2 separate regions of the Homo sapiens genome follow, and region 2 is linked to region 1. The links are chromatin loops, found by intact Hi-C in ENCODE. Cell type or tissue: PC-3. All regions are shown on one strand.

Evidence for each region. Peaks named below come from ENCODE experiments on the same cell type or tissue, not always from the same donor. Only the 100,000 strongest peaks of a DNase experiment are listed, where the experiment ranks them.
Region 2: a loop joins it to region 1, with 2.4 times the contacts of the local background. A loop is called at or near these places in 1 of 110 quality-filtered maps.

The regions. Positions count from the first base shown.
Region 1 is chr6:10,254,098-10,258,097 of GRCh38, reverse strand. No RefSeq gene overlaps it. Among named protein-coding and RNA genes, the nearest start is that of TFAP2A-AS2, 150 kb to the left of the region's middle. In PC-3, a CTCF peak has its summit at 1,787 (motif pointing left); no DNase peak of the experiment used is centred here.
Region 2 is chr6:10,314,861-10,318,860 of GRCh38, reverse strand. No RefSeq gene overlaps it. Among named protein-coding and RNA genes, the nearest start is that of TFAP2A-AS2, 88 kb to the left of the region's middle. RefSeq lists an enhancer at 3,178-3,899. In PC-3, no CTCF peak of the experiment used is centred here; a DNase peak (open chromatin) is centred at 2,330.

The sequences.
Region 1 (4,000 bases):
AATATTTTCTTCAGTCTGTGACTTATCTTTCCATTTTCTTGACATTGTCTTTTGCGGAGCAGAAGTTTTTAGTTTCAATAAAGTTTAATTTATCAATTTTTTAAAATGAATTTTACCATTGGAGCCGTATCTAAAAAGTCATCACCATACCTAAGGTCATGTAGGCTTTCTCCTGTGTTATCTTCCATGAGTTCTATAGTTTTACACTTTACATTTAGGTCTATGACTCATTTTGAGCTAATTTTTGTGAAGGGTGTAAGGTCTATGTTTAGATTCATTTTTTTTTTTTTGCATGTGTATGTCCAGTTGCTCTAACATCATTTGTTGAAAAGACTGTGTTTGCTTCATTGTATTGCCTTTGCTCCCTTGTCAAAGATCAGTTGACTCTATTTATGTGGGTTTATATGTTTGTTCTCTATTCTGTTCCATTGATTAATTTATTCTTTAATCAATATTACATTATCTTGATTACTGTGTCTTTATGATAAGCCTTGAAATTGGGGGTAATATTAGTCCTCTGAGTTTGTTCTTCAATATTAAATTGGCTATTCTGGGTCTTTTGTATCTCCATATAAAGTTTAGAATCAGTTTGTCAATATCCACAAAATAACTTGTAGAGATTTTGATTGATATTGCATTGGATCTATAGATTAAGTTGCAATAGTGCGTCTTCTGCATCTTCCTATCCATGTTACCAATAGTGCATCTTCCTATTCATGAACATGGACTGTCTCTCCATTTATTTTGTTCTTCTTTGATGTCGTTAATCATAGTTCTGTAGTTTTTCTCATGTGGATCTTGTACATGCTTTGTTAGATTATATCTAGGTATTTCATTTTTGAGGTGCGAGTATAAATGGTAATGTGTTTTTAATTTCAATACTCCTTGTTCATTATTGATATTTAGGAAAGTAATTTACTTTCATATATTAACCTTGTATTATACAACCTTGTTATAATTGCTTATTAGTTCCAAAAGGGTTTTTCTGTTGATTCTTTCCAATTTTCCTACATGACAACCTTGTCACCTGCTAACAAAGACAATTTTATTTCTTTCTTTCCAATCTGTGTATCATATATTTCCTTTTCTTGTTTTATTACATTGGCTAAGACTTCTAGTATGGTGTTGAAAAGGAGTGGTGAGAGGGAACATTATTGTATTTTTCCTGATCTTAGTGGAAAAGCTTCAAGGTTTTCACCATTAAGTATGATGTTAGCAGTAGGTTTTTCATAGATTTAAAAAATCAAGTTAAGGAAGTCTTCCTCCATTCTAGTTTTTTTTTTTGAGAGTTTTTTTTTTATCATAAATGAGTGTAGATTTTGTCAAATGTTTTTCTGTATCTATTATTGTGAAAATGTAATTTTTCTTCCTTAGCCTGTTGATATGTTGGATTATATTAATTGGTTTTGAATGTTGTATCAGCCTTGAATACCTGGGAAAAATACCAGTCAGTTACGGTGTATATTTCTTTGTATACATTGTTGGATTTGATTTACTAATATTTTATTGAGAGTGTTTATATCTGTATTCACGGTTATAATTTTCTTTTTTTTGTAATGTCTTTGGTTTTGGTACTAGTGTTAAGCTAGCCTCATAGGGTGAGTTAGGAAAGCTGGAGGGAGCTGGAGTTGGTTATTTCTCTTCTCCCAGGTAAGTTGGGCTGGGATAAGACTCCAGCAGTTTAGACTCTCATAAAATAGCTTCTTCTGAGGGCAGGCCTTGTCAAGAACAGAATACTCTGGTATATTTTTATATTTAAAAATGGTTCCTTTTCTCCTCCCCCTGGTGGAGGCGTGAGGGAATTTTTCTCTGATACTCATTATGAGAACCTGGCTGATCTCTTGGAGGTAAAACTCACAAATTATGGAAGCCCCTCATAACTGGGTCCCCTGGAATTTAAACTCTTGGACTTGTCCTCACTGAGCCTCTAGCAATTTATGGAATTCAGTTCAGGTTTACCTACCATAGCACTACTTCCTGAGATTTCTGCTGTGGGTTTCTGTTCTGGTAAGTTGTAATTCTCTGTATCTGTCTGTTAGTTGCTCCAATTTTAGGGGCAGCAGTTTACCCTGTAACCTTACTTCTCTGACAGATCTAAGCAGTTTGTTGACATTCAGTTTGATCAGCTTTTTACCTGTTTTAGGATGGAGTAAAGACTTCCAAGCTCCTTCCTTATACACCAGACCGGGAAGGGGAAGCTCCATCAATTCATGTGTTTAAAAAAATGTTTTTCAAACTGTATTTGTTGTAACATCAAACACAGATATAAAAGTCTCCAGCATATAGTATCTCCACCCTACAATATTAATTAAAACCGGAGGAAATTCTCTGGTGGAATCATTGGAAACTTTCAGGTGTGATTCTGTGGAGGAGAACTTGAGGGTTCTACTTCTAGCAGAGCCTATTTCTATTCTTTTTTAGGACATTCGTTCTAATTTAAAAAGCTTCTTTTTGAAAGTTGTTAACTGAAATGTCATGAATGAGTTATATTGTTAACTGATCTTTTGAATCCACAAACAAAGAAGAACTTGCTACTTGGAGGCCCCTGATGAATCAGTAGAGCTTGAAGTGCAAGAATGGAAATGTTGCTGACACTGAGATGTTCCTAGACCTCCAAAGGCTTTGCAAGTATCTTGACAAATATAGTTAAATAAAATATGGAAAAAGATGTAGTTGCCTTGCTTTTTTTCACTGTCTTTACTTTGGATGTAATGAAAAAAATCACTAGTGTGTGATAATCTTACATAATTGAGTTTGATAAGAATGACTTAAAAATGCTTCCCAATCCAAAAAAGAAATCAAAGTCCAATAAAGGCCCAGAAGAAAATAAAAATTACTAAAAGTTACAGGTTTTTGAAATTTAGTCTCAAGATATTTATCTGAAAAATCATAGATCAATGTAGATAAAAAATTAATATTGTCGGCCGGGTGCGGTGGTTCACGTCTGTAATCCCAGCACTTTCGGAGGCCGAGGCAGGTGGATCACGAGGTCAAGAGATCGAGACTATCCTGGCCAACATGGTGAAACCCCGTATCTATTAAAAATACAAAAATTACCTGGGCGTGGTGGTGCGTGCCTATAGTCCCAGCTACTGGGGAGGCTGAGGCTCGAGAATCACTTGAACCTGGGAGGCGGAGGTTGCAGTGAGTCGAGATTGCGCCACTGCACTCCAGCCTGGTGACGGAGTGAGACTCCATCTTAAAAAAAAAATTAATATTGTCCTTCCATATTAACATTTGGTATTAGCACTTGATAGATACTTGAATGTTGAATGCCTAATGAGAATTTATTTCCTAATTAGACTTTTTAGTTAAGTTTATTTTCACGTTTCTTGAGGCAAGTAGTACATAACAGAGTGGCCAAGGTCATAGCTTAGGAGTGGTTTGAAACCCTGTTTCTCTACTTACTGTGAGTCTGACCATGGGCAAATTACTTAACCCCTCTCCTCCTCAGTTTGCTTATCTGTAAAATGATGATGATAAGAGTCCTTATCTCTTGGGGCAATAATGAGGGTTCACTAGGATAGTTCACATAAAGCTCTTAGAATGGGGACTAGCATTTAGTAAGAGCTCAATAAATATTAGCTATTTTCTATTTTATTTTTTATTTTACTTTAAGTTCTGGCGTACAAGTGCAGAATGTGTAGATTTGTTACATAGATATACGTGTGCCATGGTGGTTTCCTGCACCTATCAACCCGTCATCTAGGTTTTAAGCCCCACATGTATTAGCCATTTGTCCTAATGCTCTCCCTCCTCTCACCCCCTACCCCCGACAGGCCCTGGTGTGTGTTGTTCGTCTCTCTCTGTCCATGTGTTCTCATTGTTCAACTTCCACTTCTGAGTGAGAACGTGGTGTTTGGTTTGCTGTTCTTGTGTTAGTTTGCTGAGAATGATGGCTTCAGCTTTATTTTTATTTTAATAAGAAAAACATCATGCCAAACCATGCAATGTTATGAAGATTATTGTGATTATTGATGAAACACATAGGACATTGGAG
Region 2 (4,000 bases), 61 kb before region 1:
CCATTGCAAGTTTCCATGGTGCGTGAATATCCTTCCACCACACCAAGTTATTTACCTTTCTAGGCTTGTAATAGCTTGCGGAGGTTTTGTCGCCCCAGAAGACTAGCAAGCTTGATGTTTGCTTATAAATAAGAGTAGGTGCCCGGAGCACCCAATGTGTGCCAAAACACAGCAAGTGCTCAATAAAAATGTATGAATTTATATGAAGTCCAAAGGGCTGGTGATCTCAGTTTTTTTGTTCATGGTGCAGCTATCGTGTTAAAGAAAATCCAGGCCTCCCTGCCTAAAAACTAATTTACCTCACAGAGATCCCAGGACTATCTGGAATTCCCCTTCCCCAGTGTTTTTGGAAAGAATGAAAAATAGACTAATTAGATCAAACAAGCAGCTTGTCCCTTTGATGTCCCCCCCTCTCCGCCCCCACTCCTCATATATGCAAATAGGTTGCAGAAAGGGAGAGAGCCAAGAGCCAAAACACAACTCCAGGTATGCTTGGCTCTCCCTAATCAGGAGACAATAAGAGCGTTCTTCAATTTTATTGTTGTTATGATTCAAAATGAACTAAAGAATGCAGGGGCTGGCGAGGGAGACTGAATTCTCTGGAGTTAACAGAATAGGGCACCAGTGAGGGGGTGGACAGGTGAAGGTAACACTAGAAGGGTAAATAACTTGGGAAATAAATCTAAAAAGTTAAGTTTCATCATCGTTCTCCTTCACACTCACTATGACCTTCCCATCCAATGATAAATCTCTTCTCAGAGGTATTTCTCTCCTGGAGGCACACATGGAGTCACGGGCCGAGCTTAGGATGAGCACCACGATCCCTCCTCTCACAGGGCACATGGCCATGCGAGGGAAGCAGGCAGGCACAAAAGTAATTTCAACAGCCTGTGACGTGTGCTATGACACAGGCAGCATAGGCTTTGACGGGAGTGCAGAAAAGACGCATCTCACAGGTGTCAGGAACAGGTGTCTGGGGATGGGGGGTGAGTGGTCAGGGGAGACTGAGTTCTCAGCAGAGGTGATATCTAGTTAAACCTAAAGGACAAGTGGGGTTTGGGGAGATCGGCAGGTGGGAGCATTGTGGACTTGTAAACAGTGTCTTACACAAGGAAAAGTTTATATCCGGTGCTACATGGACTATATCTGCTATCAGGACATATCAAGAATAGTATTAAGTATATGAGGCTTGCAAAATTAATCAATATATAAAATCAGCAACTAGGAGTCATCTGACAGTTCCAAAGCATCTGCTTGAGTCCTGAAGATTTCATAGAGCAAGCGCCATGCTTTTTCCTGTCACTGTGCTGACCCTGTGCCAACGCCTACGCAGACCGAATGTGATCAAACAAGATCTTCCAAATAGATTGATCTCACCTTGAAATTCTTCACATGCAATGCAGGTTACACAGGCGGCCTCTGCCTGCCTCCTTCCAGTTGACCCTCTGATCATTTCTATTAGGCAAACCCAGCTGCTTTGACTCAGGCCAGTGGTGGCCCTGGGCCCCTTCCTAGCAATCCTAGAGGTTATTTGCACCAGACACATTTCCAACGGGTCACCTGCCGAAATACCTTTCAGTAAGATAAACTGCACATTAAATAGATATGTCCGGCCAGGTGGGTGGCTCACGCCTGTAATCCCAGCACTTTGGGAGGCGAAGGTGGGGGGATCACCTGAGGTCGAGAGTTCGAGACCAGCCTGACCAAATTGGAGAAACCCCGTCTCCACTAAAAACACACAAAAAATTAGCTGGGCATGGTGGCGTATGCCTGTAATCCTAGCTACTCGGGAGGCTGAGGCAGGAGAATCCCTTGAACCCGGGAGGCAGAGGTTGCGGTGAGCTGCGATTGCGCCATTGCACTTCAGCCTGGGCAACAAGAGCAAAACTCAGTCAAAAAAAAAAAAAAAAAAGATATTTCCTCCTGCCCTGCCTTGATGTGGATTTGGTAGAATAAAATGCAGAAGCTGTGCTTTCTTCCCTCCTTCTTCTGGTGACATTCTTTGTTGTTGCCTCCATAAAAGGTCACCATTGAAAGGACTGAAGAATATGAAAAATGATGTCCTAATCTCTCTCTTGGAAGCACTATAGTCTTAATTTGATGAAAGACAACGAGGAGGAACACAGAAAAGAGGGAGGAACAGGAACCAGAGCAACAGGGCTCTGAATTTAGAAACCTGGCCGTGCTCTTTGGGTCTGACTTGGCCCGAGAATGCAAGCATCAGATAAAAATAACAAGTCACACAGTAGAGGACGGATCTCCGGCTTCTCCTGCGCCCGGGGCCGCACATGCCCAGTGCGTGCCTCTTTGGTCGAGAGGCGCAGAGCAGCCTTCCCAGCAGAAGGCTGGAGTGAGAGAGGGCCTGTGTTTGATGTATGAGCTTTGGCTTGCCGTCGTGAGTCACCCCAGAACTAGCTGCAGGCAAAACAAAAATCTTTTGTGATTAATTAGAAAAACTGGACAATTATGAATTGACTGCACACAGCCAGGGTATGGTAATATAAATAGTAATGACTCCAGCGGAGCCTGATGAGCTCTAGTGTTTATGTGAGATCACTGGAGAAAGGCACATTTTTAACGTGGAATCTGCTGAAATAGGATGATTTCTGATCTCTGATAATTTGAAGATCTTGACCAGGATTCCAGGGGATACCTTCCAGAGGGGTCTAGTTGCCTTTTCCCACCACCCCTCCAAACGTGAGTCTCTGTGCCAAATGGACTATTCTTTCTTTTTTTTAAAAAAATTGAACTCAAACATCCTTTTCAGCAGTTCTGTGAAATTGCTTACATCTTTTGCTAACCCCACTGCCAGGGCATGGAGCTGTTTGCCCTTTTGGGGCATTTGCCTCCACTGTGACACTCTCAGAGGACTTGAACACAAATACCATTTTTATTTGGAGGCACTTGTTGGTTTTTATGTTCAAGGGAAGAAGGAACCACTACGAGTGAGCTGTTTAACCCGGGAAAGGAAAGATCAGCATATTGTAGTGAGTTATTGGATTGATGATTTATTCTGCTTAGGGAGGGTGAAGTAGAAAGATCTCCACAACACACAGTCGAACAAAGCTTTTAAAAACCTTTGGGTGTTAACGCTATATTTCTTGGCATGATTTAATTATGCCACCCAACCTCCCCACCCCATGAGCACATCTTACATAGTGGAACTAGGGAATGATTATTTTTCAAGGAAGTTTACAAAGAAAAATAATTAAACCCTGACAGTGCCTGCAAATGTCAAAATACAGATTTCCTCCAGTGATCATTTCTTTAACCACTGGGGTAAGCAAGTTATCCTTTGTCCTGGGGCAACATTGTGTAGCCAGCAATGGTCACAGACCCAAGAGTCACAAAAGAAAAAAATGTGATCTCGCTGATGCCTCCCCAAGCATCTACTCTGCTTCCATAAAACACCTTTCAAGACCTTTGAAATTTGGTTTCTGCCAGGCAATTAACTCATCTTAACGTGCATTCTACATATCCAAGTGCCTTTTCTGGCCCTCTGTTTGCACTTGCCGGCATCCACATTGTTTTCTATTATTATTCAAGCAGCGCCGCCTCAGTAGTAAACCCATTGACCATTCAATCAGAGCAGTGGCTGCTGTGGATAATTAAAAGTTCCCAACCTCTTACCCCAAGGCCAGGCTAGAGCCAGTCAGAGAGGAGCCAGGTCCCAGCTGCTCAGGGACCAATCGATCAGCTGATTAACCCTTCTTACTGATTGGTTAGAGCTGATTGCATCTCCCGTAAAGAAATCTCTTCTGGCCCTGGGGCACTGGAGGCAACTATACATTCAGGGTGGCTGAGGGAGCGGCTAGCTGCGGCAGTCACTGTCCTCACACAAAGTAAAGGGAGGAAAAGAGAAGAACTCCTAATGCAACATTTTAAAGATTTTATCTCTCCACCACTGTTTTTTCCCCTAGACTGTCTTTATTTCTAGAGAGAGAAGTCTCTGTCTGAGATTCAGGAATGGCAGAAAAGATATTTGGTATGGCAGTTGCTG